Linked DNA regions of Homo sapiens: region 2 is linked to region 1. Evidence: chromatin contacts called from ENCODE Hi-C or POLR2A ChIA-PET data. All regions are on one chromosome and are shown on one strand. The core of a region is the stretch at or near the end of the contact, and the rest is flanking DNA. Distances in the headings are between cores, read along the strand shown. Region 1 holds the start of TSPEAR (thrombospondin type laminin G domain and EAR repeats). Region 2 holds the start of LINC00316 (long intergenic non-protein coding RNA 316).

Region 1 (5,605 bases), core at 3,106-5,605:
ATATCACCCAGAGAGTTGGCTAATGCTCATTGTCCAGGCTTGCCAAGTACTCCCCAGTCTATCTAAACTCATTGTCAAACACCACGTGTGTGCCTTCTCTTTTTTTTAGATACCTTTTCAAATGTCATACAACAGTGGTCATTATATACCAAGTGATGGTGTATCCTGGAAGAATTTTTGTGTCTTTAAATTATTAAAAACCAGCCTGGGCAGCATAGTGATGCTATTTCTACAAAAAAATTAAAAATTAGCTGGGTATGGTGGTATGTGCCTCTCTGGTCCCAGCTACTTGGGAGGCTAAGGCAGGAGGATCACTTGAGGCCAGGAGTTCCAGGCTGCAGTGAGCCATGATCTTGCCACTACACTCCAGCCTGGTGACAGAGCAAGACACTATCTCTAAAAAAGACAACAAAAACCAAAATACAAAGTCCTTCTGGGGTTCATAGATCACAGAAGTGATGGTTTAGTTTAATAAAACACAAAACTGGAGGAGTGAATGTAAGAGTGTTATTTTTGTAACATAAAGTTATCATTTTCAGTTTCTCTTTGAGCTCTGTTCCTTGTTTTCTTGGAGAATGCATTGTTCCCTGGTTGGGGCATGTTGAATATTTAAAGACATGGACACACTTCACAGCCGCCTTTGGCCAAACAATGACACGCTAAGGGTTACTTCTGCAGCTTGATGAAGCCCGTGATGACCTCCTGGGGTTTGTTACTGATCTGACTTGATTAACAACCTGTGTCCTTAGAGGATAGATGGAGCCCTCCTCCTCTTCTATTGATCGTCTCTGTTTCCCTTGAAGCAGACAAATTGAGTGACAGCCTGCACCAGGATGTGTTTGGGGGAAGTTCTTGGAACATTTTCTCTTTTGTCGTTTGGAGGCAGAGTTAGCAGACCTGGGATGGGCTGCCGTTCCTTCCTATGCTGTGAGGGCCTGGTGCCCCGTGAATTCCCTTGTTAACAATGCAGCACTTACCCAACCTGCTTCTCGGGAGTGAAGCTCAGTTCTGATGTCTGATGTTATGGCAGGGACATGCTTTCTTCTTTGCACATGCATTTCTCTTAGTGGGTTCTGGGGATTCGTCTCCATGAGACTTTGATACACATGATGTGGAGGATTTCTCTCTTTTCTTTTCCTCTTTCTTTCTTGCTTAGTCTATTTTCACACCGCTATAAAGAACTACCTGAGACTGGGTAATTTACGAAGAAAAGAGGTTTAATTGACTCACAGTTCCACAGGCTTAACGGGAAACATGGCTAGGAGACCTCAGGAATCTTACAATCATGGCGGAAGGTGAAGGGGAAGCCAGCACATCTTACCAAGGTGGAGCAGGAGAGAGAGAGAGAGAGCAAAGGGGAATGCCCTATACCTTTGAAGAAACAGATCTCATGAGAATTCCATCATGAGACAGCACAAGACGGATGGTGCTAAAGCATTGGAAACCACCCCCATGATCCAATCACCTCCCACCAGGCCCCTTCTTCAACATGTGGGAATTGCAATTTGACATGAGATTTGGGTGGGGACTCCTTCCCCTCCCCTCCCCTCCCCTGCCTCCCTCCCTCCTCCCCTCCCTTGCTTCTTTCCTTCCTTCCTTCCTTCCTCTTTCTTTCTCTCTCGACAGTCTTCCTCTGTCTCCCAGGCTGGAGTGCAGTGGTATGATCATGGCTCACGGCAACCTCCACCTCCTGGGCTCAAGTGATCCTTCAATCTCAGCCTCCTGAGTAGCTGGCACTATAGGTGCACACCATCACGTCCAGCCAATTTTTAGAATTTTTTGTAGACATGGAGGCTCACTATGTTGTCACTGTTGGTCTTGAACTCCTCGGTTCAAGCAATCTTCCCAGTTCGGCCTCACAAACTGCTAGGATTTCAGGCGGGTGCCACCTCGCCCAGCCTAAGCAGGCTTCTGATCACTGATGTCTCAGAGCTCCGCGTGGGTGAGCCAAGCTTGTGTCCCTGAGGAAGGGGCTGTGGAGTCCACCTGCAAATGCACCTGCTTTTTCTCATCGAGCATTTTGGAGCTGGTGTTCCCTGGGTCGTGGTTCCAGAAATGCTGATTTAGGTACGTTATAGCTATCACTTAATTTATAGGACAGCCCTACCACATGTGTCCTCCTAGGCACATTTTACAGACGTGGAAGTTAAACCTTGGAGAATGTAAGTGACTTGTCCAGGGTCACACAGGGAGCTGTAGAGGAGGGAACTCTGAGCTTTCCTCCTGCGCTCAGCACATCTTTGTGAAGTTTCGTATGTGAGGAGGATTTCCACTGGCTCACCCTTAGTTATCTTTGAGGCTATTACTAGTGCTACTGCATCAAATGTAACATAAGAAAAATTTTGCCGGAAGGGTTCAAGGCAGCTTAATTGTGATTGTTTAAATTAGCTCTGGAGTGCCACCTGCCCATCATTTGGGGGGAGTCCCCATCCCCTCAGGGGCGTGGTCTCAGAGGCCACTGTGACCCGCAGCTGGCCTGGGAGCGGCCTGGCCCAGGACAAAGTTCTCATGGATTGGGACACAAAAGAGGAAGACTCCATTTATTCCATTTACACAACGATCAGGCCTTTCGCTCCTCTGAGGAACCACGTCGTCCCTCATTAGGTTAGGGTTGTCAGGAATGGTGCTATGTGGAGCGTTTCCAGCTGCTGAGCCCCAGTGGGGTGGGGAGCCCACTCAGGAAGCCTCTGTCCTGGCACTGCATGCCCACCGGAGCTGGCAGGGGGTCCTGGGGGGTGAGGGAGACACACCCCACCCCAGGGCTCACTTGGGTGCTGGAAGAGGAGTCACATATAATGGGAGACCTTCAACCTCCCTTCATATGATGCCAGTTAACTCAAGCCTCATAAATAGGACTACGAATTAATATCTGTGAATTAATATTAACTATGAATTAATATCCCTGGGGGCAGGGCCGGGTAAAAGAGGAAGCGAGAGGGAGACAGAATGAGCCTGTCCCATCGCAGGGGCTGTTTATGGGAAGAGCCTCCAGAGCCCCAGGAGCTCTCTGTGCCTCCCCACTTTCTCCCTCTCCCTCTAGGTCTTTCCCCAGTCTCTGTCCCTCTCTTCGGCCCCTTTCTCCTTCCCTCCCTCCATCTCTGTCTCTCTCCACAAGCCCTAATGACAGGGTCTATGCTCTTGGAAAACTCATTGTGTCAGAGGTCCCAGAGTGGGGGCTTCCTTCTGAAACTAGCAGGAGTGTGTGCACTTTGTGGGCCTGTGAACCAGGGAAAGCCATCGGCCTCAGACCAGTTTGCCAGGGCCTCCACACCAGGCACAGAAACGCAGCACCCAGTTGCGTTGGAGATTTCTGCAAGAATGCTGCGTTCAGTGCTGTTTGGAGAGGGTAGGGGGGCAGGGCACTTTTGTAAAAAGAATACTTCTAGTTAATAGCTGCTCCCCTCGAGTGGCATGCCCATTGCAGTGTCGAGAGGTCAGATGCGAGGGTCCTCGGCTCTGGATGAGTGACCATGGCCGTGCCCCTTCCCTGAGGGACACTCACCCACTCCTTCTCATTAGCTGTTCCCTTTAAGGACCGACTTCCCTCCAGAGGGAAATTCCTGAAACCCAACAGTTGACAAACCCACACACCCTCGGGAGGGCTGGGCACCAGATAAAAAGCCCTCCGAGGGAGCCCAGCCCCTCCTGGGGATGGACGGCCGCTGCCGCCGGGGGACCCAGCAGAGCCCGGGACCTGCCGCCTAGACCCCCAGCAGAGCCTGGGATCTGCCTCCAGGACCACCCCCCACCCCCCGCAGAGCACAGGACCTACCTCTGGGACCCCCCCTCCCCACCACAGCAGAGCCCCGACCTGCCTCTAGGACCCCCTAGCAGAGCCCCGACCTGCCTCTGGGACCCTCCAGCAGACTGTGGGGACCTGCTGCCCAAACCCCCAGCCAGAGTGCACCCGCCCCACCCGCTCCCGGCCTGCCATGGTCGCCTGTGCCCCTGGTCCTAAAAGGCGGTGAGCCCAGGGAGCCTGCGCCTGAGGGAAACGGGTCTCCTAAGTTTCTCTGGCTTGTTCTCAGCTCTCCGCAGCACGATCTATTTCTGTCTTTCCTTTTGGAAAGTGTGCTTTGCCAGCGACTAATCCCAGGCCGGGCCGAGATTGTTATCACCTGTCACCTGCACGCAGGGCCCAAGCCCATCAGGGAAATGAAGAGATAAACCAGCGGCTGCAGCCCAACCTGCCAGGGGCCACCTGCCTCCCGCAGGCAGCAACCAGAAGCTTCCCCACTGCGACCGCCAGGGCCACCTCTGTCCCCGCCTTAGGCCGCTGGCATGTGGCCGTCGCAGTGACCCCCGGGGGCCCCGCGGCCGCCCCTGGAAAGGCTGACGCAGACGTCTGAGGAGCAGCCACTTCCCTGCAGGCTGAGCGGAGCCCTGGATGGAGCTTGGCACCCAAGCCCCTCATGTCTGCCCTGCTGAGTCTGTGTTTTGTGCTGCCCCTGGCGGCCCCCGGCCACGGCACGCAGGGTTGGGAGCCCTGCACAGGTAAGGCAGGGGCATGGGAACTCGGGCGGGGGTATCTTGCCGGGGAGCTGGGAGGGGTGTCGAGTCACAAATGCCACTTTCTAACACTGATTCAAGCCGCGGTGCCCGAGGACGCTTTGGCAGGACTGGCAGGTAGCACCCTGTGGAGATGGGCAGAGGCGGGAGGAGCACAGGTGGGGAAGATGAAAGCGCAGGGCAGGCAGTTGCAATAGAAACGCGGCTCTTTAGAACGCACGCAGGGTGGGGACGAGCTTCAAGAGCTAACCAGCAGCCACCGGGGCCTCCACAAGTGCTTACCTGCTGGGCCTCCCGGGAAAGGCTGACACCTGCTTTGGGAATGAAGAATGAAGTCGCAGCAGCCCGGGAGGCTACTGTGCACGAGCCATTTCCTTAGCTGGTGGAGGTGCCCCCAGCCTGCACTCAGCAAAGCGAAGGGCCACACCGGCCCTGCTCCTTCCCCACATGAGCAAAAAGCTGGAGACACAGACACAGCCCCAAACACAACCACCTCTGGAGTGAAGGGCTCGGTTCTTTGGGGCGTAATCTGGTCTGAGTGGAGAGCCCTGGGCTGGCTCACTGGGGGGTCCTGGCGAAGCCTGGGGGTCTCCTTCCCACCTTTTAGAAAGGCTGTTTGGCTTGCTCATGACCATGACACGCTAATACTTTTCTAGAGTTTCTACTGAGGGATTTTACTTATCAAACCAAAATTTAATAAAGTAACACGACAACTAGACCTGGTCGCTAGAAACTCAGTTACTGGACAGTAAATTAGTGACTCCAGCACTCAGGCTCCGCAGCACGGCTATCAGGGGAGGCGAGGAGATGGCTTGCGCTTCTGGTTTTGTTTGCAAATCATGCATCCTTGGTTCCCTGGAATAGATGAAGTCCACCCCCGGCACCGGGCCACAGCTCTCTGCTCGGATGGCACTCAGATCCCGATGACATGACCAGGGGATGAGCACGATCACCCGAGTATGGAACGTGCTGACTCGCGTGGGGGGTGGGGGTGGGGGTGGGGGTCATAAACGTGCCTGCCCACCCAGGGACGGATGGCTGTGCCTCCAGGACAGCCCTCGGGCTGTGCAGTGGGAGGTAGGTAGACCTTCCGTGC
Region 2 (5,529 bases), core at 149-2,648, 630 kb before region 1:
TTTCTTCCAGACGTGTTTGTTTCAGCCTCCGTGTTTGCATTTGCAGACTGCATATGGGGGAACGTGGGGCCCCGGCTTCCTGCGTTCCGTATGCATCTGCAACTGAGCTGGTACCACGAGTAAAGAGGTTCCCCGTGCCCCTGGTCTGCAATCCTGAATCTGTTGTGGATCAAGTGTCCCGTGTGCGTGTTTCTGGACCTTCCATCCCACTTCACTGACCACTGTGTGGCCTGGTCTGGACCTTCCATCCCACTTCACTGACCGCTGTGTGGCCTGGTCTGGACCTTCCATCCCACTTCACTGACGCTGTGTGGCCTGGTCTGGACCTTCCATCCCACTTCACTGACCACTGTGTGGCCTGGTCTGGACCTTCCATCCCACTTCACTGACCGCTGTGTGGCCTGGTCTGGACTCCTATAGCTTTGTGGTGGGCACTGGCACCTGGGGGCCGAGTCCCTCGCTTTGGTCGTCCTCAAGGTCGTCTTGCTGTTCTTGCCCCGTCCATTCCCACGTAAACTTTAGCTTGGCAACCCCCTACCCGCAACACACACACACTCACACACTTTGGCCTGGATTTTAATGGTGATTACATGGAATTTATAGATCAATTGTTGTGTTTGTTAACTTGTTTTTAACTTGCTTTTAATCCATAAATATATCATATCCCTTCCTTTATTTAAATCTTTTTTTTTTTTCTTTTTTTTCTGTCACTCAGGCTGGAGTGCTGTGGTGAGATCTCCGCTCACTGCAACCTCCACCTCCCAGGTTCAGGCGATTCTCCTGCCTCAGCCACCTAAGTACCTGGGATTACAGGCGCACACCTCCACATCTGGCTAATTTTTGTATTTTTAGTAGAGATGGGGTTTCACCATGTTGGCCAGGCTGGTCGCGAACTCCTGACCTCAGGTGATCTGCTCTCCTAGGACTCCTAAAGTGTTGGGATTACAGGCGTGAGCCCCCATGCCTGGGCTATTTAAATCTTCTTTAATGTACCTTAGTCAATGTTTTGCTGTTTTTGGAATATTTTACTGAACAGTTACTAGGTAATTGATGGGTTTTGATACTACCAAAATGGTATCATTTAAAAATTCTCATTTTCTAATTATTAGTTGCTGGTCTGTATAAAGATAATTAATTTTTGTATATTTAGCTTGTATCCAGTGTTGTTGCTAAATTTACTTTTTAAAAATAACAGCTTTATTAAAATATAATTCACATACCATACAGTTCACCTGTTTGCAGTATAGAGTTCAGTGCTTGTTAGTATATTCACAGAATTGCACAACCATCATCGCAATCAATTTTGGAATATTTTTATCACCCTCCCCCACAAAAAGTACAACAAGCAAAAACCTGTACCAACACTAAATTCATTTTTCATCCTAACACTCACCTAGAGATTATTTTGGATTTTCTACAAACACAATGCACTTCCTGCCGTGCTTGTGTTGGGAAATCTGCCAGAACCCACAGGAGGGAAAGTCTAATGAAAGCACGCGCCTGCTGGAAAACGAACCGGGCTTTTGAAAAGAGAGGGGCTGCGTTTGTGCTGACACGAGCAAGGTACAGAGAGATCTAAATGCATGGTATAGTGCGTGTGTGTGTTGTCCAGAATGGCTAATTCAAATGTTCATTCTAACCTTAGACGTGGATTGAGAATTAGGCAGATGTACACAGAAATGAATTAGGACACTCAGGCTACTTGGGAATTTTGAGTGATTCCAGTACAAGCTCCTGAGGGCCTCATCAGCAAAGGCATTTCTGAATGCATCCTCTTCTCCTCCCCAAAGAAGAAGATTAAATGTGCCAGGTCTGTAGGGAAGGTCAGCAGGGGTGCTTGTGACCAAGCCTGCGTCCCCTCACCTGTACTGCTGGCAGGCCGGGCCCCCAGGCAAATCCTAGCGTCCGACTGGATCAACTGAGCAGAACAACCCTGAATTAGGCTTCTGCCCCGAGCTGGGGGGAGCCAGCCACAGAGACCCCGGGTGGGAAAGCTGGACCAGGCACGAGCCTCCTTCTGTGGGGGGCTCAGTGGTGGCTGCAGGGGTCATTCCCAGGGGTCGGAGGCATCCACCCCAGGCAGGAGCTGCCTCCAGGTGACTTGAGCAATGAAGAGAAAAAATTCTTTCTGTGTCAAAATATGTTTCTGTGTTAGCCTAAGGTAAACTGAGAGAAAGAATCCCAGTTTAAGAGAATGTCTGCATAAGTAAGGTTCACAAGTGTATCTCAGAGCTTGTGATTCTCTGGGGAAAATGTCATAACAATGTAGGAATCCTCGTTTAGACAAGTTTGCCCATTTTATAACTTTGGTACACATACTACTATAAAATTTCAAGTTTTAACACTGAAAATTAAATTTCCGAGGGTGGCAGGTGAACAATTTCCTCTGAGGAGAGGGAAGAGCCACACTCGATAATTTCTTTTCTGCCTTTCTCTCCTTTTCCCTGTCCTGGGACTTCCAGAAACTGCGGGAGGTGGGGCCAGAAGAGAACAAGGATCTGAAAAATGCTCTCACTCTAACTCCCGCGTGGCATGTGTGAGCCAGTCTTAGCTTTGGTTTGCACTTTCTGAAAAGAAGGAATGATGTCGAAACCTTAGTTTGAGAGATGATGGATTCCTGGGTGGAAATGAGCAAACGGAGGGATGGATGGATGATGGACGGATGCATAAATAGATGGATGGATGGATAAATAGATGGATGGATGGATGGATGGATGGATGGATGGATGGATGGATAGATGGATGGGTGGATGGATGGATGGATGGGTGGGTGGATGGATGGACGGGTGGGTGGATGGATGGATGGATGGACGAGTGGGTGGATGGATGGATGGACGGGTGGATGGGTGGATGGATGGATGGATGGATGGGTGGATGGATGGACGGGTGGGTGGATGGATGGATGGATGGATGGATGGATGGATGGATGGATGGATGGATGGATGGGTGGGTGGGTGGATGGATGGATGGATGGATGGATGGATGGATGGATGCAGAGGAAAGAGGCACTGGCATCGGTCTCCACGTGAATTCCAGCCAGCAAGACTACAATGCTCCTATGAGACCAAACTGTATTTTGAATTAAAGTTTCCATATTGAGGATAAGCTTATGCTCAGAAGAAAAATCACAGCTTCTGAGCGACTGGTCTGTAAATTGGCAACAGCATGAAGCAGATAAGAGAATACGCTCACTATGGACATGTGCCCAGACACAGAACAGTGGCTAGTTGTTAAAACATTTCCTTCCAAGGCTAATATTTTCAGAAGGAAAAATATAACAAAGGTGATTACTACCACATTTAAATCTCTGCAAGGCCCCGTTTTATTTTTAACCTGATAAAAGGGACCACAACTAGTGGATCCATGTCATGACACACTTGTCAAAACCCATAAAATGTTCGACACAAGGAGTGAGCCCTAATGTGAGCCGTGTGTTCGCGCGACTGATAATTGTAACAAACGCAGCACAGGAAGCAGGATGTCAGTCGCAGGGGAGCCGAGACACTGGGGCTCCCTGGACCTGAGACTCAGTTTTTCTGTAAACCTAAAACTGCTCTAAGTAACAAAGTCCACTAATTAAAATGTTTAAAAAGGAGCCAAACCATGCTTCTTCTTTAATACATCTTATATGCTTTTCCTAATAATAATATGAATCATTTTAAATGTCCGATTTGGAGATTTTCATATCGTTTTTGAAAGACTGGGCGTTTTGGAAATCCCCTGTTGGGTCATGTCATTACCTGAACAGCTCATTAAACGTTTTGTGAGTGACTCTGACACACACGATGGGTCCCTTGTCATTCATAAACGGGATTTTATAGAAGCATTGATTATATCATAATGTTATAAAGGCCTATAAAATTGCTCCTTAACCTGAATTGCAGGGTGAAATTTAAGGGCAAGCATCTCTAATAATATCCATGTGGAAAGCTATTGTATTTTGATCTTATTTCATTATAGTTTCTGACATTCTCAAATGGCCTTTGCACTTTGTAGGAATAGGGCATTAAGAAATAAATACCTGGCCGGGCACGGTGGCTCACACCTGTAATCCCAGCACTTTGGGAGGCGGAGGCGGGCGGATCATGAGGTCAGGAGATCGAGAGCATCCTGGCTAACACGGTGAAACCCCATCTCTACTAAAAATACAAAAAATCAGCCAGGCATGATGGCTGGCACCTGTAGTCCCAGCTACTCAGGAGGCTGAGGCAGGAGAATGGCGTGAACCCGTGAGGCGGAGCTTGCAGTGAGCCAAGATTGCACCACTGCACTCCAGCCTGGGCGACAGAGCGAGACTCCGTCTCAAATAAATAAATACCTGAGTGTCTTTTAAAAATTAGAATTCAACACCAAATTGTGGGTTATTTAAAAAAAATATGTTAAAGACAAATTCCCTTGACCTGGGCGTGTCTGTTTCTTCTCTGTGTTGGTCACTTCACATCAGCTGTAAACACCAGCGCTGTTCCCTGACTATTCTGAATATAAAGACACCTTTTTCTCTCTTCTCAGAGACCTGTATTGCCTTAACACTCCCAGCAATGACCACCTGCAAGCTTGCGCTGCGACTCCCGTCCGAAGACATGCGGGCCAGTATGAGCGGAGAGGTTCCCAGCACCGTCACAAGACCCTGTGCTATTATTTTAGACTCACCTGTGGCTGTTGACAACACCACACACATGAAATGATGCTCACCAGAATCAAAATACTCAGCTAAACAAAGAATTGTGTTGGTCATGAAATTATTACCAGGAGGGATAAAACTCCAGGGTGAGCCATTAAAGAATCTGAATTCAATTCATTCTCATGTAAGATGTTGGAGCTAGATTTACACCTAGGCGTGTGCACCCACCAGGTCAAAGTCTCACTTCTGCCCTTTCCCTGCCACACCCAGCCCAGAACCATCAGAGGGACAGGCTGGTGGGGACTTGGGTGCGGACGGGAGGTCGTGCCAGTTCAAGGGGTCCCCATGGTCAAGTTGTGGCTACCTGAACACTGAAAGAAAATGAAAATCATAGTTACTTAAAATAAACTTATTATCTAAAAACTGCAAACCCCCAGTGGTACACAAAGACAACTCCCTTTTTTCTTGTCTAATTAATAGTACTAAACAGAGGCCAATTGATTCAGTACAAATGCTGCTCACTTGAGCTGTGTTTTGATTGTCTTTTCTTTTGTTTTTTTTGAGACGGAGTTTTGCTCTTGTTGCCCAAGCTGGAGGGCAATGGTGCAATTTCGGCTCACTGCAACTTCCGCCTCCTGGGTTCAAGTGATTCTCCTGCCTCAGCCTCCCAAGTAGCTGGGATTACAGGCACCTGCCACCACGCCCAGCTATTTTTTTGTATTTTTAGTACAGACAGGGTTTCGCCATGTTGGCCAGGCTGGTCCTGAACTCCTGACCTCGGGTGATCCACCTGCCTTGGCCTCCCAAAGTGCTGGGATTACAAGCATGAGCCACCACGCCCAGACTGTCTTTGCTCTTAAAAGGTGCAGAAATCTGCATTCGTTTTCTGGGGCTGCTGCAACACTGTT

The links. A loop is a pair of places that touch in the nucleus more often than their neighbours do. ChIA-PET counts read pairs that join two places held with the same protein, here RNA polymerase II (POLR2A).
Region 2: a map of posterior cingulate gyrus shows a loop between it and region 1 (7-fold over the local background). The contact joins the promoter of LINC00316 here to the promoter of TSPEAR in region 1. A Hi-C loop is called at or near these places in 1 of 168 maps with a recorded cell type or tissue (posterior cingulate gyrus). POLR2A ChIA-PET finds 5 or more read pairs at or near these places in 1 of 52 experiments (activated T-cell).

Annotation. Positions count from the first base shown.
Region 1 is chr21:44,710,322-44,715,926 of GRCh38, reverse strand. TSPEAR (thrombospondin type laminin G domain and EAR repeats) reads left to right here and starts at 4,355. Exons shown (of 12, transcript NM_144991.3): 1 at 4,355-4,494. The coding sequence starts at 4,413. RefSeq lists enhancers at 4,395-5,165, 5,179-5,605.
Region 2 is chr21:45,337,859-45,343,387 of GRCh38, reverse strand. LINC00316 (long intergenic non-protein coding RNA 316) reads left to right here and starts at 1,398. Exons shown (of 2, transcript NR_103811.1): 1 at 1,398-1,563; 2 at 4,510-4,798.